2 separate regions of the Mus musculus genome follow, and region 1 is linked to region 2. The links are chromatin loops, found by intact Hi-C in ENCODE. Cell type or tissue: left cerebral cortex. All regions are shown on one strand. Each heading gives the region's core, and the rest is flanking DNA. Links, peaks and the distances in the headings are about the cores only.

Evidence for each region. Hi-C counts contacts between places; a loop is a spot of excess contacts. Peaks named below come from ENCODE experiments on the same cell type or tissue, not always from the same donor. Only the 100,000 strongest peaks of a DNase experiment are listed, where the experiment ranks them.
Region 1: it touches region 2 in a loop (10-fold over the local background); 2 of 42 quality-filtered maps call a loop at or near these places.

What each region holds. Positions count from the first base shown.
Region 1 is chr17:71,610,050-71,622,562 of GRCm38, forward strand. It overlaps Wdr43 (WD repeat domain 43), which reads left to right and starts at 6,166. Exons shown (of 18, transcript NM_175639.1): 1 at 6,166-6,436. The coding sequence starts at 6,212. Gm30091 (a long non-coding RNA gene) reads right to left here and starts at 3,335. Exons shown (of 3, transcript XR_385737.3): 1 at 3,295-3,335; 2 at 2,691-2,874. In left cerebral cortex, for the core only: no CTCF peak of the experiment used is centred there; DNase peaks (open chromatin) are centred at 6,100 and 6,795; H3K4me3 peaks cover 1,936 bases; H3K27ac peaks cover 589 bases.
Region 2 is chr17:72,827,313-72,839,534 of GRCm38, forward strand. Ypel5 (yippee like 5) reads left to right here and starts at 9,316. Exons shown (of 3, transcript NM_027166.6): 1 at 9,316-9,479. In left cerebral cortex, for the core only: CTCF peaks have their summits at 8,909 (motif pointing right) and 11,042; DNase peaks (open chromatin) are centred at 9,148, 9,976, 10,209 and 11,048; H3K4me3 peaks cover 2,668 bases; H3K27ac peaks cover 1,889 bases.

The sequences.
Region 1 (12,513 bases), core at 1,936-9,935, 1.2 Mb before region 2:
TTCTTGCCCAGCCAAGGCCCTAGATTCAATCCTAAGGGAAGAAAGGAAGGATGAAAAGAAGGAAGGAAAGAGGTCCGGAGAGATAGCTTTCTCCAGTTAAGAGTCCTGACTGCTCTTCTAAAGGACCCAAATTCAGTTCTCAACACCCACATGGTGACTGACAAGCATTTGTAACTTCAGTTCCAGGAGGTCTGACATCCTCTTGAGGCCTCCACTGGCACCTTGCACACGCATACATGCAAGTAAAACACTCGGTCACATTAAAAAAAAAAAGCAGATAAAGAAATTGAAATGGGGCCTGGAGAGATGGTTCAGTGGTTAAAGCACTTGTATATCTTCTAGGGGACCTGAGTTCAGCTCCCAGCACCCTTATGGTGCCTCACAACTGTCTGTAACCCAGTTCTAGGGGATCCAACTTCCTCCTCTGGTTTCAATGGGTAGCAGACACATAAGTGGTGCACATATTCATGCAGGCAAAACACTCATACACATAAAGTAGATGATGATGATAAAAGAATTTTTAAACAGGAAGGATGGATGAATTCTGGTTTGACTTCAGTGATGCAGTACCTTATTTTAAAGGTGTGCCCCCCCATGCCCAGCCTTCTCCCTTATTTCGTGTACATGGGTGTTTTGATTGTATGTATATAAATGTATCATACTTGCAGGTGACCTTGAAGTACAGGGATGGCACCAGTTCATCTGGAACTGGAGTTACAGGCTGTTGTGAGACATCTTGTGGGTAGTGGCAACTGAGCCCAGGTCCTCTGCAAGAACAGCAAGTTATCTTACCCACTAAGCCACTTTTCTAGTCCTTTTTTCTTATTTTTTAGGGATTGTTGTAGTCCATCTTTTTAAAACACACACACACACACACACACACACACACACACACAGTATTCTGCCTGTATGTACACCTGCATGGCAGAATTAGGCATTAGATGTCAGTATAGACAGTTGAGAACCACCAAGTGGTTGCTAGGAATTGAACTCAGGACCTCTAGAAGAGCAGCTGGTGCTCTTAACCTCTGAGGCATCTCTCCAGCCCAATCTATCAGTTTTAAAGACTTACTTTTTGCCACATAGTAAACACCTCCAAAAGTGGGGATTGACTTAGATGTATTGACTTTGAAAAAATCCATTGGAAGCTGGGCAGTGGTGGCTTGCACGCCTTTAATCCCAGCACTTGGGTGGCAGAGGCAGGTGGATTTCTGAGTTCAAGGCCAGACTGATCTACAGAGTGAACTCCAGGACAGCCAGGGCTACACAGAGAAACCCTGTCTGTGAAAACAACTCACCCCACCCCCACCCCCGCCAAAAGAAAAATTAATTGGAAATCTATGTTCATTTCCTAGAGCTGTTGCCATAGACTACCATAGGCATGACAGTATAACAATAGAAATGTGTTCTCTCACATGCTGGACGACAGGAGTTCAAGGCCTTAATATGACCATGCTCTCTTCAAAAAGTCCAGGAAAGAATTTTATTATGAAATATTATTTGCAGTGCCAAGGACTGAACCAAGTTCTTGGCAGTACTGGACTGGCTGTATACTGAGCTACATGCCCAGCCCTTAGGGGAGGAGTCTCCATTTCTTTTCTTTTCTAAAGATCTATCTATCTATCTATCTATCTATCTATCTATCTATCTATCTATCTATCTAATATGAGCACACTGTCTGTGTCATGGTTGTGAGCCACCACGTGGTTGCTGGGAATTGAACTCAGGACCTCTGGAAGAGCAGTCAGTGCTCTTAACCACTGAGCCATCTCTCCAGCCCTGATTCTCCAATTTCTTTCAGATTTGTTTGTTTTTGAGATAGGATCTCTGGCTGTCCTGGAATTCTCTATTTGGACCAGACAAGTCGCAAACTCACAGGGATTCATCCATTGCTGCTAGACTCAAAGGCATGTACTACTACCACACTTTGTGTGTTTAGAATTCAGTTTTTGGCTGTCTTCACACTCATTGTGCATCTCTCTAACCCCCATGTAAATGTTCATCTGATTTGTTGTTGTTTTCCTTTTTTTTTTTTTTTTTTTTTGAGACAGGGTTTCTCTGTGTAGCCCTGGCTGTCCTGGAACTCACTTTGTAGACCAGGCTGGCCTTGAACTCTTGAAATCTAACTGCCTCTGCCTCCCAAGTGCTGGGATTAAAGGCGTGCACCACCACTGCCAGGCATCTGTTTTTTTTTTTGTTTGTTTGTTTGTTTTGTTTTGTTTTTTTCCTTAGAAGGCTGCTAGTCACTGGGTTTAGGAACTACTTCAGATAAAATTATTTTGAGATTCTTAACCAGATTACATATGCAAAGCCTAAGGCCACACCTACAGTTAACAGCATTAGAACTCAGACGCGTGCTTTTTGGTGACACTATTCAATTCACCACTATATCCATGTGGAGATGCTGAATACGGAATTGAAAATTTAAGTTCGGGGGCGGTGGGAGACAAAGTTTGGAGGCATACAAACATTTGACCACTAGCACGTGAATGGTGGCTAAGCTTTATGGAGGAAGAAAAAAAGCCCCAAGGAACTGTGATGCCAGAAAGTGGAGGAAATGAGGAACATGCTAAACTGAAGGCAAGAAATCAAAGGGGAGGCAGTGAGTGTGAGGTTATGGAGGACGGACTTGCTAACATGATGGACTCTTATATTGTATCAGAGGTTAGGCTTCCTAGATGGACACTTACATTGTATCGGAGGTTGGGCTTCCTAACGATGGACTCTTACTTTGTATCGGAGGTCTTTCAGACCTTCACTGTAGCTTCCCAGAGAAGGGAGGGTGGAAAGCTCTGCTGGAGGGAGGAAAGTAACCAATACTTCTGTTTGTCCGCATGGTTCAGGAACCGCCATATAAAACCAGATCCACTGAATCTAATAGAAGAGAGAGTGGGGAGAAGTCTCGAACATACGGGCACAGGGGACATTTTGCTAAACAGAACACCAATGGCTTATTCCCTAAGATCAAGAATCAACAAATGGGACCTCATAAAATTGCAAAGCTTCTGTAAGGCAAAGGACGCCGTCAATAGGACAAAACAGCAACCCACCATTTGGGAAAAGATCTTTACCAACCCTACATCTGATAGAAGGCTAATATCCAATATATACAAAGAACTCAAGACATTAGACTCCAAAGAACCAAATAACCCAATTAAAAAATAGGGGTACAGAGCTAAACAGAATTCTCAGCTGAAGAATCACACATAGCTGAGAAGCATTTAAAGAAATGTTCAACATCCTTAGTCATCAGGGAAATGCAAATCAAAATGACCCCGAGATTCCACCTCTTACCAGTGAGAATGGCTAAGATAAGAAAAACTCAGGTGTCAGCAGATGCTGTCGAGGATGTGGAGAAAGAGGAAGACTCCTTCATTGCTGGTGGGATTGCAAGTTGGTACAACCACTCTGGAAATCAGTCTGGCAGTTCCTCAGAAAATTGGACATAGTGAAAGATCCTGACAGAATGTAAAAGGTCACAGAAGCCCTGAAATTGGCAAGATAGATTTCATTGCTAGCAGAACTAGCTTCACTGATTTAGAAAAATAGAGGTGCACAATGCTCTGGCCACTCCTTGAACCCGTGTGTCTGCCAATGTTTTGACTGTTCTTTGAACCCATGTGTGTGCCCACTGATGAAGCCCATTGCCAGGTGTTTGTGATATTGGCTGCTGGGGAAGAGTCGGAAAAATCTCCCCCAGCAACCACAGCCAGGCCAATCCGGAGTTGTTACACCTGCACCAGACTCTTTCCTTGTACCCCTCCCATACCCATTGATAGACATTGTTTAGATCTGGAAATCTCCTACTCTCCCTTTTCCTTTCTCCCCTGAGGGCCTATAAAAACTGGGACCTCTTTCCCGTGGAGGTGACTCCTCTACCCCTGTGTGGGATATGAGTCGTCCCCAGAGCTCTGGCTTTCCCCAAATAAAGCCTAATGTGGTTTGCATCAAGTTTGTTCTCTTGTGAGTTCTTATGTGTCCGCTATTGTCCCGAGGCCTGAGCGAGGGGCTCCTCTCGGAGTCTTTCAATAATAGTACTACCTGAGGACCCAGCTATACCACTCCTGGGCATATACCCAAAAAATGCTCCAACGTATAACAAGGACATATGCTCCACTATGTTCATAGCAGCCTTATTTATTATAGCCAGAAGAAACTGGAAACAACCCAGTTGTTCCTCAAGAGAGGAAAAGATACAGAAAATATGGTACATTTACACAATGGAGTACTACTCAGCCATTAAAAAACAATGACTTCATGAAATTCACAGGCAAATGATTGGAACTAGAAAATATCACCCTGAGTGAGGTAACACAGTCACAAAAGAACACACATGGTATATACTCATTGATAAGTGGATATTAGGAAAAAAGCCCAGAATACCCATGATATGACTTACAGACCATATGAAGGTCAAGAAGAACGAAGACCAAAGTGTGGATGCTTCAGTCCTACTTAGAAGGGGGAACAAAATAATCATGGGAGGTAGAGGGTGAGTGAGACTTGGGAGGAATGTAGGAGGGGAAGAGGAAAAGAGGGGGGGTGCAGGAACAGGTGTGGGAGGAGCAGGGGAGATCTATAGAGGGTAAGGAAATTGAACATAGGCATGTAGCAACGGGGATGGGTAGCTAACAGAAAGTCCCAGACGCTAGGAAAGCAAGAGGTTTACAGGACCCAAGGGGGATGACTTTAGCTGAATTACCCAACAAAGGGGAGAGAGAACCTGTATCCAGAGGTTAGGCACGGTCCCTGGTTGAGAGATGGGGCCATTAACCCTTCTCAAAATTTTAACCCAGAATTGCTCCTGTTTAAAGGAAATACATGGACAAAGAGTGGAGCAGAGACTAAAGGAAAGGCCTTCCAGAGACTGCCCCACCTGGAGATCCATCCCATATACAGCCACCAAACCTAAATACTATTGCTGATGCCAGGAAGTGCTTGCTGATAGGAGCCTGATATGGATGTCTCCTGAGAGGCTCTTGCAGCCCCATTGGAAGAACAACATCAACCAACCAGTACCATCAGAGCTCCCAGAGACTAAACCATCAACCAAAGAGTACACAGGAGGGACCCATGGCTCCAGCTGCATATGTAGCAGAGGATGGCCTTGTTTGTCGTCAAAGGGAGTGGAGGCCCTTGGTCCTGTGAAGACATGATGCCCCGGCGTAGGGGAATGCTAGAGTGGTGGGGCGGGAGTGTGCATGTGGGTGAGGAAGCAGCCTGGGGGAGGTGGGTAGGATGGGGGTTCTAGGAGAGGAAACCCGGGGGGGGGGTAACATTTGAAATTTAAATAAACAAAATAACCAATAATTAAAAAAAAAGAACCAATAAAATAAGGAAAAAATTTCTTCTATCTATCTATCATTTATCTTTTGGAGACAGTTTCCCTATAGTCCTCGATGTTATAGAATTCAGTTTCTAGACCGTGCCTGCGTCTGCCTCAGATAGAGTGCTGGGATTAAAAGGCACACATCCAGATGGGAATATATGTTTGGTTTCTCTTTTCTTTTTTTTTTTTTTTCTTTTGTGTGTGTGTGTGTGTGTGTGTGTGTGTTGTTTTTTGTTTTTTGAGACAGGGTTTCTCTGTATAGCCCTGGCTGTCCTGGAACTCACTCTGTAGACCAGGCTGGCCTCGAACTCAAAAATCCGCCTGCCTCTGCCTCCCAAGTGCTGGGATTAAAGGCGTGAGGCACCACCGCCCGGATTCTTTATTTACACCCAACTTGACCTCCTCTCTTGTCCAATAGTATCTCTGTGTGTTAACACAGATAAAAGAGGCATCTTGTTTCTTCAAGCCCCAACTCTAACTTTGATAGAACTATGATTGGATAATTATTGTACGTACATGGCCACGTCCTCGAAGAGACTAAAGAAACATGGAAACAGCTGTTACAATCTCGGAGATGTAAGTAAATATTTCTTTTAAACATTTCGTCTAGTTGTTTCATAGGACGTAGTTTTAAAAGAAGGATCTGGCTCGGTAGTATGCAAATCACTTCCCCTCGCGCTTCCTTCGCAGGACAAGTTAAGAAGGACCCCACTGAGCCACCGTCCACAGGGTGGGCCCGGCTAAACGCTGGCCTGCGTCACGACCAGCCACTTCTTGGGCTCTCAGCGTTCCCTCCGCCCCACTTCCTCCCTGCAGGCCCCACCCCGCGCCGGTGCGCCTGCGCCCGGGCGAACACGTGGCTGCCGCGGAGCCAGAGCAGCAATGGCGGCCGGAGGCGGCGGTAGCTACGACCCCTTGGCCCCGGCGGGGGTCCCCTGCGCCTTCTCGCCGGACAGTCAAGCCTACTTCGCTTTAGCCTCTAGTGACGGTCAGCTGCGAGTATGGGAGACCGCCAACAACCGGCTGCACCAGGAGTACGTGCCTTCCGCGCACCTCAGCGGTACCTGCACCTGCCTGGCCTGGGCGCCAGCACGGCTGCAGGCCAAGGTAGGATGAGCGGGGACGGCGACGGGGACGGGGACCTCCTGCCGGGCTGCGGCATCCCGGGCCGGGCGGCGAGGCGCGTGGCACCCCTGGCGCGCGTGGCCCGGGGCGTCCCGGGAGAGAGGAGGCGCGGAGCCGGGCCGGCGGCGCGCTTGGGCCGGCGCCGCGGCTGCAAAGTGCGGCCTGGCCCGAGGGGGGCTGCGGGAGGGTGCGGCCCGATCCCGCGGTCTCCACGAGGTCTGCACCCCGGCTGCTTCTGGGCCGCCATGTTCATCGAAGCCTCTGCTCCCCCGGGGGGCGGCCTCAGACTTCCCAGGCCTGGGTCCCCATCAGAGCTACCCGGTGCGCACTTTAGGACCGTCTCGCGCTTCCGCATCCCGGACCCCGGTATTGGTTTTGCTTTGGGCACTTGGAATGCGCACGTCTAGGTTAAGTTCCTTCCGGGAGCCCCTTCCCTCGGCTCGGATGCGTGTTCAACACGTGTTCCCTTCTGCCTCTAGGTTGTGGGATTCGTCGTCCCACAAACTCTTTTCCATTTCTAAGTTCCCTTCTTTCTCAGCGGAGGTACAGTGAAATAGAGTAGGGCATATGATGTAGGTCCTGGTGATTTTTTTTTTTTCTCTCGTAGTTGGGAAACTGCTTAGTTAGGGAATCCTTTTCGCTGTCAGGTAAATGCTGCTCACTGTTGACTCACCCGGTTAGATCTCGGCACGCACGTGGTTAGGCAGTCGGCAGGCAAAAATCTGGAACCGGTGTAAAAGGTATCCTAAAATATGTGACGTTTTGCTGTCACTGATGTTAAAGTTGTTGGGATAGCTTACTCCTTCCCATCCCAAGAGTAAACTTTCACATAAATTTATTTTATCTAAGTTGCTATACTCTGTGTGACAGTGGTTAGCTACTTACCGGATTCCAGCTTTTCTTGGTGACAAAGAGCAGATATGAGGCCCTATAAGTCAAACATAATCAGATTTGTGAAAGTTATGTAATTGTCAGCATTAGAGCTGCTGCACTTTTTTTTTTAACTTTATACAGTTTTCTTTTTAACTTAACAGTCCTGTAAAGTGGTGAGAGTACTTACTAACACTCAGAAATACAGAGAGAGCAGTTAGCTAAGTGCTTGTAGCCAGGCTGTAAAAGTAGGAGTCCAGCCTCTGTAATAATTGTGTTTTTTGTTCCCTACTTATAACATGAGGATAATCACTTAGAATAGTGTATAGCGCCTTAAGTGAAGTGCTAATTACTAGTGGTATTAGTATCTTGTATTTTTGTCCTTAGTCCACAAGGTATGTCAAAGCAAGCAATTTCAATAAAGGCCAACAGGAACTAGACTCGGAACTCGTGTCTTTGAAGTTCTTGGTTGTCCTCAACAGATAGTATTAGATACTCATTTCCAATCTTCTATGTCCCAGAACAAAATCCAAATTTCAAAAATAGCGGTTTGGAGATTTTCATCCACTGTGATACAGTAGGGATACAACCATTTTTAAAGGAGCCCAACTTTAACTTTTCAACAAAGCTCCTCAAATTAAAGCAACTTTATGTGACAAGATGACCCGAGTCCTGGTTCCCAAGTGGTGTGCTGGATTGGATGTGCCCAGTGGTTAGCATCCCCAGAGTGCCGGTGCAGTCCCCAGCAAGCCCTGCTTTCAAGTGCCAGTAAGTTTCACTTTCTTTTTATCTATATGTTGCCATTTCTGCTATGCAACTACTAAATGTCTGGGAATTAGTAAACAGACTTAGGCTGGGATGTAGCTCAAAGATAGAAAACTTGCCTAGCATATGAAAGACCCTGGATTGAATCAATAGTACCACAAAATCAGAGCTAGAAAAGCAGTCAGGGCTCAGGAAGCTAAACGGCATGGTTGGTCACTAACAAGCGGTAGCACTAGGATCCCAGCCTAGCCCCTTACACGGTGAACTCCTACCCTTGCACTTCATCATGGATGGCTGCAGAGCTGTCAGTTCCCATCCTGAGCATGTGACTCACGGAAGCAGCATTTTTCCAGTTCAGCGGTAGACTTAACTGGTCTGCTTGGTGCTGGGGTGGGCTTACAGGTCCAGGTAGTGTGTGGCTTAGAGTTTGTGGCAGCCGCTCAAACTCCGCTTTGGGGCTCACTGGATTGTGTGCCCTGGTATTTTAAGTATTCAGATGATCATCATACTAAACCTGTTTTACATTTTTAAGTGTTTAAAGTGTGACACATAAAATGGATGTTATTATAAAGCCCACGTTCCCAGTACATTGGTATGGTTTGGTATGGGATTTAGTAGACATACTATCTTTTTTTTTCCCCCAAATCCTTATTTGTCTCACCTTCAGACCTATTTCTAGAAGCAGTGGCTCCCACTTAAATGGTACTTACTCTGGTGGCATATGTGTTTTGTTTTTTTTTTTTTGTGTTTGTTTGTTTGTTTGTTTGTTTGTTTTCTGTATAGCTGGCTGTCCTGGAACTCACTTTGTAGACCAGGTTGGCCTCAAACTCCGCCTGCCTCTGCCTCCCAAGTGCTGGGATTAAAGGCGTGCGCCACCACTGCCCAGCGTAGACATCTTGCTTCCAGAGCTCTTAGGATTAAATGAGGTAATAACACATAAATGATTGTTATGGTGAGACTTGGTCCATAGTGGTTATTGTTCTGTCTGGACTCCTGTGCTCATGCAGTGCTGTATTGAATGGAATGAAGTCATATTGAGTGTCCTGCCCTTGGTTTAGGAATGGGCAATTTGCTACAAGGACAATGTTTGGTACTCTACCAGTAGAGAAAGGTAAAGTTATACTGTGTTTCTTGAATAATAGGTTGTAGTGGTGTTTCATAAATGTTTAAAAGGCTTTTTCCTGTTTCTAGAATGATCATAATACCTTGAAGTTTATGCCATGATCGATTTAGCGCTTCTCTGGTTTATGTTTGTATTGAACCTGTTATGCTAGTAGCAGGCTAGAGCCACACATTTAAGCCACCTAGAAATTGATCCTGTTGCTACCCACTATCTTTCTCTCAAACTTGTTTTTCTTCATCCTCTGGTAATAAAACCTGGAAGTCTGACCCTGTCTGATGTTGGGACCATAGTTCACTTCCACATGCTTTGTGGAAACATGAATAAACACAGCCTAGGACCTAACTGAAGGATGGGCATTTTAGGTATTAGAATGCATTAGAGCACAACTGAGACACTGGTGAAATTGCTAGGAAAAGTTTAAGCTCTCCTCAGTACCCTCTCTGGAGATACAGTACAACAATTCAGCTGTATTCCTGACAGTCTGGAGGTCTCAAGTACTTAATATTTCAAAGGAAGGTGTCCTGGCTGGTTTTGTGTGTCAACTTGACACAAGATGGAGTTATCAGAGAGAAAAGAATTTCATGTGAGGAAATGCCTCCATGAGATCCAGCTGTAAGGCATTTTCTCAATTAGTGATCAAGGGGGTAGGGTTTCTTGTGGGTGGTACCTTCTCTGGGCTGGTAGTCTTGGGTTCTATAAGAGAGCAGGCTGATCAAGCCAGGGGAAGCAAGCCAGTAAGGACCATCCCTCCATGGCCTCTGCATCAGCTCCTGCTTCCTGACCTGCTTGAGTTCCAGTCCTGACTTCCTTTGGTGATGAACAGCAATGTGGAAGTGTAAGCTGAATAAACCCTTTCCTCCCCCACTTGTCTCTTGGTCATGATGTTTATGCAGGAATAGAAGCCCTAAGACAGAAGGTAAAGGTTACAGATCAGGTTCTATTGGTAGAAGAACATTTGTTTTGATATATTTGTGACTTGATGAGATGTATGTATTTTCACTCTTATCTATGAAATACATATGCCAGAGTAAATACCATTAAAATGGGTCAAAAATGGACTTTAAAACTACTTACTAATAATTGAACATAATTTTCAGTGTCTAAGGTCAGTTTTTAAGGCTGGTTTGATGCATTAGTGGGTCATGAAGTAGATTTAGCAGGCTATTAATAGTGTTTCGTGAGATAGAATGGAATGGTGAGGATAAGTTTTCCTGTGAAACTTTTTTTTTTTGAGACAGGATTCCCTATGGAACAGCCCTGGGCATCCTTGAAACTCACTTTGTAGACGATATGGGCCTCAGAGATTGGCCTGCCTCTGTTTGCTGAGTGTCTCACGCCCAGATCTGTTTTTGAAACCTTCATGTTTTAGTTGTATCCCTGAGTGTGTTTGGGCCTCCATGTGTTATGCAAACTCTCTACAGTCTCATTCTGAAAAGCCGTTGTGTAATTGTTGACAGGACCAGTCAGACTCTGCTTGTCTGGTTATGATTATGTTTTTAAAGATTTATTTATTATTATATGTAAGTACACTGTAGCTGCCTTCAGACACTCCAGAAGAGGGCGTCAGATCTCATTAGGGATGGTTGTGAGCCACCATGTGGTTGCTGGGAGTTGAACTCAGTGGTCTTAACCGCTGAGCCATCTCTCCAGCCGCCCGGTTATGCTTTTTAAATCCTTGCCCTCAGTTTGTGGCTTTTTGACATCACACGTGTGTGGCTGCCTCGGCTTTCTGATGCCCTGGATCCGATGGGCTTTTGGTGGTTCTTGCTTAGCTCATGTTGGAAATCTCTTTACTCTAAGAAATCAGTCTTAATAAAGTAGTAAGACGTTAGTAAAGACTTTTCACTCCTAGTGCCTTCATGCAGATCTCCCATTACAGATTCTTGAACCAACAACCTTTCTCATTCCTTAAGCTTTATATGTACAGTCGGTATTACGTTCTTTAGAGGGAATAACTGACTGACAGATGGACAGCTCAGGATTGACTGGTCCTGCGCAGTCCAACTTTTTTTTTTTAAGATTTATTTATTATTACATGTAAGTACACTTTTGATACACCAGAAGAGGGCATCAGATCTCATTTCGGATGGTTGTGAGCCACCATGTGGTTGCTGGGATTTGAACTCAGGACCTTCTGGAGAGCGCTGAGCCATCTCTCCAGCCCCACAGTCCAACTTAAGAGAAGCAAGAGATTTCTGGAGGAAAAGTGTGTGTAAAGTTTAGAGAGCATGGTATTAGAATGGAGCTGGAATCAGTAGTGCCAACCTGGATTCAGGACTATTTGGGTGGAATTGTTCTTATAACATTAGATTTGGGGGTGGTGAGGTAACACAGGAATTGGGAGTAAGCACTTATGGCCTAGTCACAGGGCTTGAGTTTGGATCTCAGCACCCTCATTGGGTGGCTCACAAATGCCTATCGCTAGAGCACAAAGGATATACCTTGCCTCTTGGGGCACTTATATACAGGCATACAGGCAATGATTATTAAGCCATTGTCTTTTACTAAAGGGCACATTGGTCATGCAAATTACTGATTTGGTTGATGCGATCTGTGGTGGACCTGGTGATCTTCCCATGTTGAATGTGGGTAGATATGTGTAGTTGGATTTACTTTTGTGTGTGTGCGCGCGCATGCTGGGGAATTGAGCTTGCTACATAAATGCTTTAACCCTGAGCCCTGCTCCAAATAACATTCTTTTTTCTGAGATGGGTTTATTTATTGGCTCAGGCCGGTGTGGAACTGAGTAGCCCATGCTCTTTCTATCTTCCCTACTCCAGCACTGGGTTGAGTGTTTTAAATAGCGTTAGCTGTAGACCAGTGAATGATCCATGAAGTTGTACAGAAACCTGAAGTCATGTATTTTGATATATTTGTAATTTGATGGGGTGTATACTTCTTCACTCTTATGAAATACATATACCACCAGAGTTAAGTACCATTAAAGTGGGAGGTATTGCTTCTAGAGATAGGTCTGAAGGTGAGACAAATAAGGGTTTGATAATACTGTTTAACCTTTTTTTCCCTTAAAAACAAATCTGTGGTAAAGCATATTTGGAACAATTTTTGTTTTATACTTTGAGAAACTTTAGTGTGTAAATGATTTGGTTTAGATTATTTTATTTTATTTGACTGTTTTTCTGTGTAGCCCTGGTTTTAGAACTTGTTCTGTAGATCACTCTGCCTTGAACTAAGGGATCCACTTGGCTCTGCCTCCTGAGTGCTGGTATTAAAGGTGTGTGCTACCACCACCCAATTAAGTGAATATATTTTAGGAAAGTTTTCTTTGATTTCCCCCCAA
Region 2 (12,222 bases), core at 4,168-12,167:
GGCTCAGTCAAGCCTCTTCCACACATGGTTTTCAGTGGTAGAACAGGAAACCTGACTCACACCATCTGTAGCTTTCTGGGTGGATTTGTTGAAATTTCACATTTAAGGAATAAGTTGCTACCTTTAACCTCAGCACTTGAGAGACAGATGTAAGTAAGTCTCTGCAAATCTGAGGCCAGCCTGGTCTACAGAGTAAGACAGCGTAAACTTAGTGTTGGCACACTTTAACTGGCCTTGAGATCTGGTAACAGATCATAGGCCTCTTTTTACAATATGCTTAGAGCTCTCTGAAAATGTAACTTAAAGATAGGGATCATACAGGGCACACCCCTGGAGGAACAGAACTCAGTACAAAAGATAGATTGACTAAAATAACTCTTCCTACTTAATAGCATAGATGATGAAAGGATGAAAGTGGAAGGAGCTCAGAATTCATATTTGCTACTCATAAAAACACCGCTTCAGATAGTTTCTATTTGTCTGGAGCACTTTAAAACTGCAAACACTGCCAGCCTAAAAGCAGGTTGTCATATAATGAATATGTTTGCTTTGGTAGAGACACTCTTTGGATTCTTTGAGTTGGAGTTATGGGGCTGATAATAAAAGTGGGATCTGTTCTATTTGTACTTTCTAATTGTGAGAGAACTTGTAACTACAGACATGTATTGAAAAATCAAACATATGTCTGGAGACAAAATGACATCATCTGCACTTCTTGGAAAATCCTGAGTATGTCTTTGTTGTGTGAATCTGTATAAATAAAGAAGCAACCTGATTGCTAGTCAGTTAGAGCAAGATTCCCCTGGGCATGCTTTTAAAGTCCAGGTCAAAAACACATTGCATCTGACTTACTCATCCCTGGCAGACTCCTTATTTTCTCTTGGAAATCTGTCAACTGCTGGGACTGGCCCCTGACCCTATGTAGGCTTGTCTGTCTGGAACTCTCTAGATTATGCTGGCCTTGGACTCAAGAGGTCTGCCTACTTCTACCTCCGTAGTCCTGGGATTAAAGGCGTGTACCACCACACCCAATCCAGTTTGGGGTTTTTTTTCTTTCTTTCTTTTTACACAGGATCTCACAATTGTAGTTCAGGATTGTCAAGAGCCCTTGGCAATCTTCTTATCTTTGCCTCCTAAGTGCTGAGATAAGCGCTTGAGTCACCAAGCTGAGCTTTACTTAAGATGTCCCAGCCCTTACTAGCAGACTGCCTGTCCTTTTCAACTTGCTCACATGATATAGATTACTACATACCATAGGTATGCCTTTTCTACATTCAAGGCACACCCCCCACACAGAGAGAGAGAGAGAGAGAGAGACAGAGACAGAGAGACAGAGAGAGGAAAAAGAAAAGCCTAGTGTTTCTCCATAAATTCTTGGAAGTAAACACAATGATTGAGTACTAGTCTAAACAAATGGGGGGGGGGGGTAGAGAGGGAGGGAGAGAAGGGAGAAAGGAGAAGACAGAAGGGGAATGAGCAACAACCGCATGCCAGTATACAGGGATGTGATGCCCCATCAGCAAAAGCCCGGGACATGTTCACCTTGACGTCAGATGACCCATCCAGGAGGGACAAAGGCCATCCACACTCCGGCATCTGCACACAGTAAGCTACACTAGTGAGACAGGGACAGAGCTGTGACAGAGGAGAGCTAGCCGTCGGTCTTGGTACATGTTAGCTAGCATGAGGTTTCTCAGAAGCACAGTGGGGCACAATGGGCATGGTGCCGAGGAGAGAAAATGCTATTCCTGATTTGATAAAGAAGCATCGGTGTTGGACTCCACTGTGTGCTTAGTGTTTGTTTGCCTATCTCTGAAGGGCTGTATTGCTCTCTTTCTTTATCCACATCCCCATCCAAGAAGCATCTGCATGCACATCCTCCAAAGCCCGTGAAGGCAGAGAACAGAGGCACAGAGGGGAAATAAACAAACGAATAAATAGCCCTCTGTTGAGCCCCCTCTTTCACAATACTGACATAATTATGAACTTTGGGGAAACAAAGGCCTTTGGAGGAACTCTATAAACGGGTCTAAAGTTCAATGCCAACCTAGGTAAGTAAGAAGACGTTGTCTGCCTGAAACTAACAAAAAGACTAGAGGTGTAGCATGGTGTAGAGTATATATAAGGTCCTACCTGGATTTAATCTCCAGCACTGAAAAAGGGAAAAACAAATTTAGCTCCTTTGTATTGACTGCTTTTGTTGTTTGCGACCGGCCCTTATTATGTAATACAGATTGACTTTGTACTTAGAGACTTTTTGCCTTTGCCTCCCAGAGTACTAGGACCCATATCTTTGAAATTAAAAAAATAACAAACTATATATGTGTGTATACATATTTTATATGTGCATATATGTAATTTATATAACTATATGCTGTATATATAATTAAGTCATTAAACTTCTGTAAAATGTTTTGGTTCAGCCAAATTTCTTACACTGGCACTTCTAGTTATCTGCAGCCTCTGTTTCTCATATTGTCTTTATTGTTTTCAGTTTGCTGACTTTCAGAGCCTTTGATTAAGGGCATATTAGTGACTTAGGATCTCTCAAAGATGCTAGCATGAAGCTTCCAACAAAGTCAGCAATACGAACACATAGCTTTGTCTGTCCAGAGCAGAATCACCTTCATTTCGGGAAATGTCATTCTCAACTCCAATGTTACAGTATGGAGGACGGTGACTGTCAGTCATGGATACTGCCTCTTTACCCATAGCTATGGTGATTGGTCTCTGAAACATGAGAGCAAGCAGAACCATTTCTAAAATGGAACATGAAGGAGAAAGAAGTTCTTTTCTGGTAAGGAAGTCATACAGATGAAGTCAAACACGGAGCTGCCGCAGGAATGGTACAGAAGTTTAAGCCTGTGTGTCAGGAAAAAGACATATAGAGCCAGCCAGCCTTGGCTTCTTCTAAGTTCCCTAAATCTAGCTCAAACCACCCATCCCATTCTCCCCTGATATGGACCAACACATTTGCTTTTGCCAGGTATATGTACACACCTGTAATCCCAGAGCTGAGGCTGAAGCTGAGGCAGGATCTTGGGATGCAAAGGTGATCTATACCTATTTAAAGAATAACTTAGCTTAGTGGTTAAGAGCACTGTTGCTTTTGCAAAGGACTCAGGTTCAATTCTCAGCACCCACATGGTGACTGACTCACAACCATTCATAAAGCCAGTTCCAGGGGATATGACACCCACTTCTGATATCCACCAGTACCAGGCATATAGACAAAACACTTAAGACATAAAATAAATATCTAAAAAAATTTAAATAACTTTAAAAATATCTTTCTTATGTAGCAGCTACTTCAAATTGGACTTCAGCTACTTAAACCTTAACCATGTTAACTGTGCGGTGCTTTTAACACACATGAAAATTTTGTGTTTGTGCATGTGCATGAGCACATATGCGCGCGCGCGCGTGTGTGTGTGTGTGTGTGTGTGTGTGTGTGTGTGTGTGTGTCTAAGAATCCAGAACCTTTACTGTGCTAGGTCAATGCTCTCTACTAAGCTGCATCAGCTTCTTGATATTTTTATTTTATTTTAACCTCTTCTCCATGAAAGCCACGGACACATTAATTTTAAAATGTCCATGGTAATTATAACAGTTTTCTAATTGGCAAAGTTAAGGATATGAATAATTTAGACATCTGCACACATAGAATTGCACATTGTGGCCTTTTTTGCAAAAGAGCAGATCTGACAATGTTTATAATCCTATACAGATTCCACTTGTAAACATAGTTTTAGATATCATGGAATATCAATCAGTTCATATAGATTAGCCTGGTGCTTTTCTTGGTGGTATCTGAGAAATTCATTTCTTTTCAAAGTACATTTTCTTTACTGCCACTGGTAATATGGTCACTAAAGTGTAGTAATCTCACCGACAGGATCTTCTTTTCTGGGAATTGAGTATGCATGACAATTACTCAACTGCTGAGCTACAGCCATGGTTCCAGGATTTGTTTTTATTTTGAGACAGACTCAGAGTCCAGGCTGGTCCAAAACTCCCAATCTCTACCTTTGCTGGGACACTAGACATTCCCTACCATGCCCCTACCCTACCATGCCCCTAGAATTCATATTTAAATGTCTGTAGGACTTTGTTATTGACTTTTTGTGTTCAGATGGGTTTTTTGAAAGAAGCTGAATATCCTGTTTTTCAATTTCATGATGAAAATTGTATCAAACTACTGGCAGAATTCCACTCAAGGTGAACCACACAAGAAACCAATCAGTCATGTGCTTGACAGACTCTGAGGAAAACTTAACATTCTGTTCTGTGGACAGAACTGAAAACATAGGAACTCTGATTGCTTCATCATCAAGAGTTACAGAAATAAGAAATAACAGCCATACTTACATAGCATGCAATTAGACTAGGGATGTTAGCTAAGTATTTAACACTGATTGTGTACCAATATTTGGGATCTAGGTTTTGTGTTCTTTACCTCTTATCCAAAGAACTGAAAATAACAGCTCACACATACATATTAGAAAAATGATCAAGATAATTTTATTGGAAACAAAGTGATAGTACAGTTTAGAGAGGGATACACTATCAAAGTTAACAGCAGGTCACAAAAATGAGAGTGCTCAAGGGCTTCAGGCTACAGCCTGGGGTATCTTTGGTTGTTGTTGTTTCAAGATGGGGTTTCTCTGTGTAGCCCTGGCTGTCCTGAAACTCACTCTGTAGACCAGGCTGACCTTGAACTCACAGAGATCTGCCTGCCTCCATCTCCCAAGTACTGGGATTAAATATAAGTGTATGCCCCCACTGTCTGGCTCTGAAGTATCCTTGTATGGGGTCTAAAGGAAGGAGAGGTTGGCTACAAAGGAATATTTGGGTGGTTTTCTATTCAGATTGGTAGATTATGTTATACATTTACTTTCTTATTATTTTAATCATATGCACACCCAATTATACATATTCACAATGCTAAACAAGAAGAACACAGTTTGCCACAAGTATAAAAGTTAAATAATAAATGTTTGGTCCATGATTTTGAGTACTTCATAGATCTGTGCAGTCTAAAGATGTGGTTGAATTTTATGTCACCTTTGTGACAGCTTTTATTAAAGTGGCAGATCTACAACTGTAAATAATATTTTTAGTCACTATTAACTTAGGATTATTAAATAAATGTTTGTCCCTGTCACGGACTGAATATTCTTGTCGCCCCAATTTGACAGTATTGGGAGGTGGGGCCCTTTGTAATTGAGAGCCCTCATGGGTGGAATTAGTAACCTAAGAAAAGATGAGATATCTAGACCTTATGGGAATAATGCGAACTGACTGCCTATAAGTTAAGACACAGGTCCTCACCTGACATAAGGTCTACCAGTACCTTGACCTGACCTTTCCCACCTACATAATTGTGTGAAATAGATATTTGCCATTTAAGTCAACAGTATGTGTGTTTCACCACCCACTTTTGTGTGCGTATATGCTAGACAAATGCCAAACCTCTGACCTTGATCTCCAGCGCAATACTTTTGTTATAGCTATGTGAACTGACAATCACCCCTAAAAGAACTTGTCTATTCTCATTCGCTGAAGTCAAAACAAAACAAAACAATAATAAAACAAAGAAGCAGTCCAGGCTGTTCTGCACACAGCTCCCAGAATCAATACTCTTCTCAGCTCTTAGCCCTAATGCCTGCTCCATCCTGGCTTCAGGCAGCAAGATGGATGGGGGGAAAGGATGTGATATTAACACAAACCAAGGGGAAGGACACACGTGAATAAATGTGGTAACTGGGCTAGAGCTACTGTTTTCTGGGGTATAAGCTAGGGTACTGAATGTGAGACTACAATCATTTGTAAAGATCAACCTGACAGACGACAAATGGACACAAATTCATCCTGAAGAGCTTAAATGGCTTTAATTTTTAGGTCAGGAAAGACCTCATTCCATAAAATAGAATGAGTACTCTGATGAATCAAAAAAGAAAAGAGTTTCGCTTAAAAAAACAAAAAACAAAAAAAACTGAAGAGACTGCAAAAAGCAGAAATAAAAAATGAGATGAGTTACTTTCTTTCTAGGGTGTGGGCAGGAGACAGAACCAACAGATAACTTAGAAGCCCATTTGCCTCGTATCCAGAGGCCATGGATTTGATCCTCGGGGTTACAAAACAAAGCAAAAACCATACATTATAAAAAAAATACCCAATACTAAGTCATTTCCTAATATCAGGTTACCTTTGTTCATGTTTTGATTAAGATAAAGGGAACTTCATCATTATTTCAACAGAAATTAGCCTCTCTGACTCCAGTTTATTTGCTTGGAGACTGGGTCTCAGACTAGCCCAGAACTCAGCTTCAAGCTCAGGTGCACAGGCTATGCTACCACATCTGGCAGCAATTCTTTTTTATTTTTTCTGTTTTGTTTTGTTTTGTTTTGTTTTGTTTTGTTTTGTTTTGAGACAGGCTTTCTCTGTCTGTGTAGCCCTGGCTTGTCTTGGAACTTGCTTTGTAGACCAGGCTGGTCTTGAACTCAGAGATCTGCCTGCCTCTGCCTCCCGAGTGCTGGGATTAACAGCATGCACTACAACCACCCAACTAGCTAACTCCAATTTCTGAGGGTCAAAAAACCAACTTTGTTTAGCTTGGTAATGTACAATTGTAGCATTATTAATCCTTTTTTTTAAAAATTGGCTTTTTTGGTGAATTTCACATCATGTACCCCAAACCCACTCCCCTCCCCCTCCCCTCGGACCCCCTACTCCCAAACAGAGGAAAACAAAGCAATATTGTTGTGGAAACAGTAGTGTGAGTGACACATACACACCTCTGGCCACCTTTTAAAGTCTGGACTAGTGGAGTAGCTTAATTTCAAACAAAGCTTCCTATAATTTTTATTTAACAGATACCAACAGTTCAGCTTATCTGCAGCAACTTAAGGAGTTAAAGGAGGTGGTGGTGCCAGTAGGAAGCAAGAACAGGGCAGGGTTGGATTATAGCCCACTAGACATAAGAAAGTGGTGACAGGCAAGGCCTAAAGAAACGTCTCTGCTGTTGAAAGGCGATACAGGCTCCATTTAGGACAGGCTGAGTTTCAAGATCTAGAGAGTTCTCTGTATCCATCCAATGTCCCTCTGACATTGGAAAAGAACAGAGATTACCATCTGAGACTGATTGAAGTGCCCGAGTCTATAATTTGTGGATAAAAATACATTTGGCACTAAAGAATGATCAGAGATGGAGAGGTGGCTCAGAGGTTAAGAATACTTGATGCTCTCACAGAGGACAGGAGTTCCAAGATCACTAACATCCATGTTGAATGGCTTGAAACTGCCTGCAACTCTAGCTCCAGATGATAGGACAACCTTCCCAGCCTCCTCCAGCACTCAGAGCAACATGTACATATGAAGACACACACACACACACACACACTAAAATTAAAAATGACTGATTGTGGCTAAATTAAAAAAGAAGAAGAAGAAAACTAGAAGAAGTACACTGTGTCCCCACCCTTCCCCATTTTGAAATTGTCAGCAGAGAACTGAAGTCTTCGGAAAGCATGCTAGGGTTGGTGGCACAAATCTGTAAGCCAGCTATTCGGGAGCAGCAGCAGGACAGTGGAAAACTGGAGACAAACATGGGCATTAAAGGTGGAATGTGTCTCAATCTAGTATTCAGAAAGAGGGAGGGCGATGGAACTGAGTGGTGGAGTACTGCCTAAAATGTATGAGACTGGCCTTGTTTCCAAATTCTGGGGGGAAATGAGGCACTGTACTTTCTTTCCTGGAATACATGTGTACCTTGATTTAAGACAGTGTCAGTCACTGTAGCAATTCCTGATGCTCTTGCCTCGGCTTTCCAGAGTGTCATGACAATAGCTATAGACCAGTGTACACAGCTCTAAGTTTAACAGTCTTGTATTAAATAAAAATAAAGGGATTATAAGAATCTCCCAATATACCCCAAAATGCTTTTTTTCCTCCAGCAAAATTCTCTTTAATCTAAACATAGTCTTTTATCTTTGATGGTCAGAGTAGCTTTTTGTTTTGTTTTGTTTTCTCGAGACACTATGTAGCTTTGGTTGTCCTGAAACTCACTCTAGACTAAAGGCATGTTCTACAAAACCAGGCCACAGTAACTCTTTATTTTATAAATGAATGAAAAGTACTGAAGGATTTAGGGTTAAGTATCAGGGTTTTGTCAGAACACATATTCTATGCTACAAATTTCAAGTGCTAGTATATATATATGTGTATAATTTATATATTTTATGTTTATTTAATACATGAAATATTTTGAGGTATTTCTGTCATCTTTATGGACAGCCAACAGAGATTTAATTACCTGGGAAAGCCAACGGAATGGCAAAAATTTTCCAACTTATCTTAAACATGGTGAGGGAGGGCTAAGGGGACAGCTGTCTTTTTCAACAAGACAGTTGATCTCCACATAAAAGACTTAAGTTTTTGAGAATTACTTCAACGGTCAAGAGAAAACTTGGGCCGGGCGTGGTGGCACACGCCTTTAAGCCCAGCACTTGGGAGGCAGAGGCAGGCGAATTTCTGAGTTCGAGGCCAGCCTGGTCTACAGAGTGAGTTCCAGGCTGTCCAGAAACCCTGTTTCGAAAAACAAAGAGATAGAGACAGAAACAGAGAGAGGGAAGAGAAGAGAAAACTTGGAAAGTTTGTAAATAGAACCAAGCACGCTGAAAAAAACCTTGTTTACAATGAATTCCTATATACCGAGACACAAAGAGTTCGGGATTTGTTTAAGGCAATTCGTGTAAGCCAAGAGAAAGTGGCCTGATGGGATGGTAAAACGGGCATTTCAACCTAGGTAGCCCTTTAACCTCAATACCAGCGTTGACTAGAAAACAGCCTCTTGTTTTCGCTTCTTCTAGGCTTCCTTGGCTATCAGGAAGCTATGGCCTCAGCCGCCAGCAGGTGACGCCGATGACGGGCAATGAGTCCCAGCTGCCGCAATTACCAAGGCTGAGGCGTCTCCTTTAAGAAGCTGACTCACGTGGATGCTGTGTTGTGTGCGCTCAGCTGGGAGTGGGGGGCGGGTCCTCACTCTCACTACATTGGCCGCCTCGGCCGAGGAGGCAGACTTAGCCTCCTTGATTGGCCGTAAGGATGCAAGGTGTCGAATTAGAGGCGGGGCGAGCGGCGAGGAGTCCGCCCATCCGCTGCGGCTTCGGGGTGGGGTGGGCGGCGGAGTGTAAGCGGGCAAGGGTGGGGGGAGGGCGAGCCCGAGAAGGGGCGGGGCCCGGCGGAAGGGGCAGAGTGCCAGGGAGAGGGGCGGAGCCTAGAAATGAAGGGCGCTGCGGGCCAACCGGGAGAGCCGCCTGAAGGGAGGGCGGGGCCACGCCCGGTGATTGACGCCGAGGCCCGACCGAGGAGAGGCGGGGCCAAGGCCTGACTAAACCTGAAGACTTGGGAGGCCGAGGTGGGCTTCGACCCAGCTGAGGAGCGAAGAGCTGCTGGCAGCGCCGATTCCCAGCACGCCGGTGAGTACGGCGGTGGGCGCCGGGATCGGAGTCGGCTGGGGCTCGAAGCCCTTGGGCCGGCGGCTTCGAAGCCTTCGGGGAGCGGCCCGGGGCGGGGGCCCAGGCAGGAAGTGCCTCTTCCCCTTCTCCACTCGTCCAGGGTCCTGGCCGGGCCACCAGGGCAATTCTCAGGACTGTGGGGCCGTGGGGCCGCGGGGCCGGGCCGGGCGGTCCTTCTTTGTGAGGCTGTGGCGCGGCGGCCGCCGCCGACCCGCCCCCGCCGCGCAGCGGAGCGCTCCGCGAGCCCACAACAGCCGCGACCCCCTTAGCGACCCGCGGCCCCCGCCCGCCCGCCGCCCTCGGCGCCTGTCGCCTGGGCCGCCGGTCCGCAGACAGCTCTCTCCGTGACACCCCCACTTCCTAGGCCGCCCCGCCCCCACAGCCGCCGTCCCCGCCGCAGCGTCGGGGGCGCGCCCGGGCTCCGATTCGGGGCCGGCCCGCGGGCCCGCGCTCCAGGGCCGCGCTCGCACCCCGCCCGCCCCGCCGCTCCGGAGGCTCGACTCGTGCTCGGGTGTCTGGGCTGTGGGCCGTGCCCGCCTCGTCGGTGCTAGCCCCTATCACGCTGCCCTCTGGACCCTGGGCGTGGGGAACACTGCCCGGTAGCCTGCGGGTGCCGAGCGCCCGGTCGCCCGCGCCTGCCCAGCTGTTCCGCCTGTGTTTGTTGTGCCGAGGAGGCCCCGCCGCCGCCGCCGCGCGCTCCGCCTTGCGCCGGGCGATTGGCTGGAGGGAGTCACGTGGGCGCGATCAGCTGGGCCGGCTGCGGGCGGTCGGCTTGGCGCAGACCCCGGTGCTGCTCGGGGAGCGGACCGGGAGGCTCTTTCCTGCTGGCTGCGGTGGGCACGCTCCTGCACACCCCGTTACTCCACGCTGCTGTGCAGGTTGGTAGGAAGCCTGAGTGTTGCCAGCGGGAGTGGGAAGCCGCAGTAGTACCCAGGTCTGTTTCATCCGGACGCCAGACTGATCTCCTTTTGGAGTGACAGGAAGGAAAGGTGTGCGACTCATTTATTTTTTATTTTTAAACTTTTTGTTTCTGTTTCCAGAGCCCTCTTGGAAATCTTGAGGATTTTTATTTCTGGTGGCTTTTGACAGATGGAAAATCTGAAAGTAATTTCAGGCTTGCCTTGCTTTTGGAAAATAACTGAACTTGGCTGGTTCAGGTCAACCGACCTTATCAGATCGGTTTTTTTTTTTTTTTTTTTTTTTTTTTTTTTTTGCATAGCCCCATAGGCGGGATTGCAACTGCATTACAACATAGAAAAAGTCGAAATCTTCTTGGGTGCATATTTGTGCCAGATGTGAAGTGCCTTGATATGGGTTGTTTTACTAAGAATTAATCGCATATGTACCTACAGTTTACTAGGTAAGGAGGAGATTCCAGAGGAGGGGAATTCTCTCTGGACTCCCAATTTAGTGAAAGGTTACAGACCAATGAAATCGAGAAACCGTGCAGGACCAAATATTGGTAAGTTATGAAATGAGTGTTACAGAAGTTCAAAGATGGGGCAGGGAGACACCAGGAGGAGGAAGTAGGAAGTATTCTGAGGAGAACAGATGTTGGGCCTAGAAAATGAAAAGCCTATGGGTTGCTGTTGGCCAGAAAGGCTTAGGAAAACCATCCCTGGAGCATTGACTCTAGCAAGAAGATGGAATATGTACAATTTGGGGTGAGTGTGTGTGTGTTGCAAGAGTGTGCTAGAGCACAAGGTATTTTGTGCTCTTTGGAAAGAACTAATGCAGTTGTTTCCCAGAAGAGCCTTACACACCCAGGCCAGGCTGCTCTTGAACTCCTTGCCTTGGTGTCAGGATTACAGGTGTGCTAAATGGCTGTCTTATACCCTCATCTGGCCCCGTGTTCAGTACAGATTTTTCCCTGCAGGTCAAGTTTTAACCCAGGGACCCACATGGTCAAAAGAGAACTTATTCCACAAAGCTGTCTTCGTCTCCATGTTGCCCACATAATTAAATAGGTGTAATAAGAATGTTTTTAAATAGGAAATAAGGAACCAATCACTATGAAAAATTAAACTTGATACTTCACTGAAAAAAGCCCAAGACATGAAACTAGCCCTAAATATATGTTCGTGAGAGGTAAAGATAGTCCTGAATATATTTGTTTCTAGACTAGCTTTTGTTTTATAGTGCCTTGATAGTTATGTAAATTAAAACTTTTCCTGGTACTACTGTGTGATAACAAGTTCATAATTTTGGAACTGTTAACTAGATGTGAATTTGCTGTTTAGTACTTCAGTCTGTAAGAAGCTTTTGGTGATGTGTCACAACAGACAAAGGGATCGTGTTTGTCTTGCCAAGTAGTTTTTGGGGAGATGACCAACTCCAATTACATGCTGACTCATGTTAGAACTAACTGCTGAGTTCTGTGACTAGTCTTCTTTTCTAATGATGACTAAGCAGTATTCTAGAAATCCAGTCAGCATGGAAGTTGTTTAACAAAACATAAAATAAGGCATTATCTTAGAAGACAAGGCACACAATTTAAATTACTCTCAAATGAAGATTCAGCCCCATAAGCAGGACATCATTTGACCCAGCAGAGTGAACTGATACCGTAAGAGGATAACGTGTGTCATTGAAACTTGCCTCTTGCTGACATTTTGTACAAAACTAAGAAAAATGGGCTGGGCATGTAGCATAGTGGTATGTGTTTACCTGGCATGCACAAGGTACTTGGTTTGATTTCCAGTAT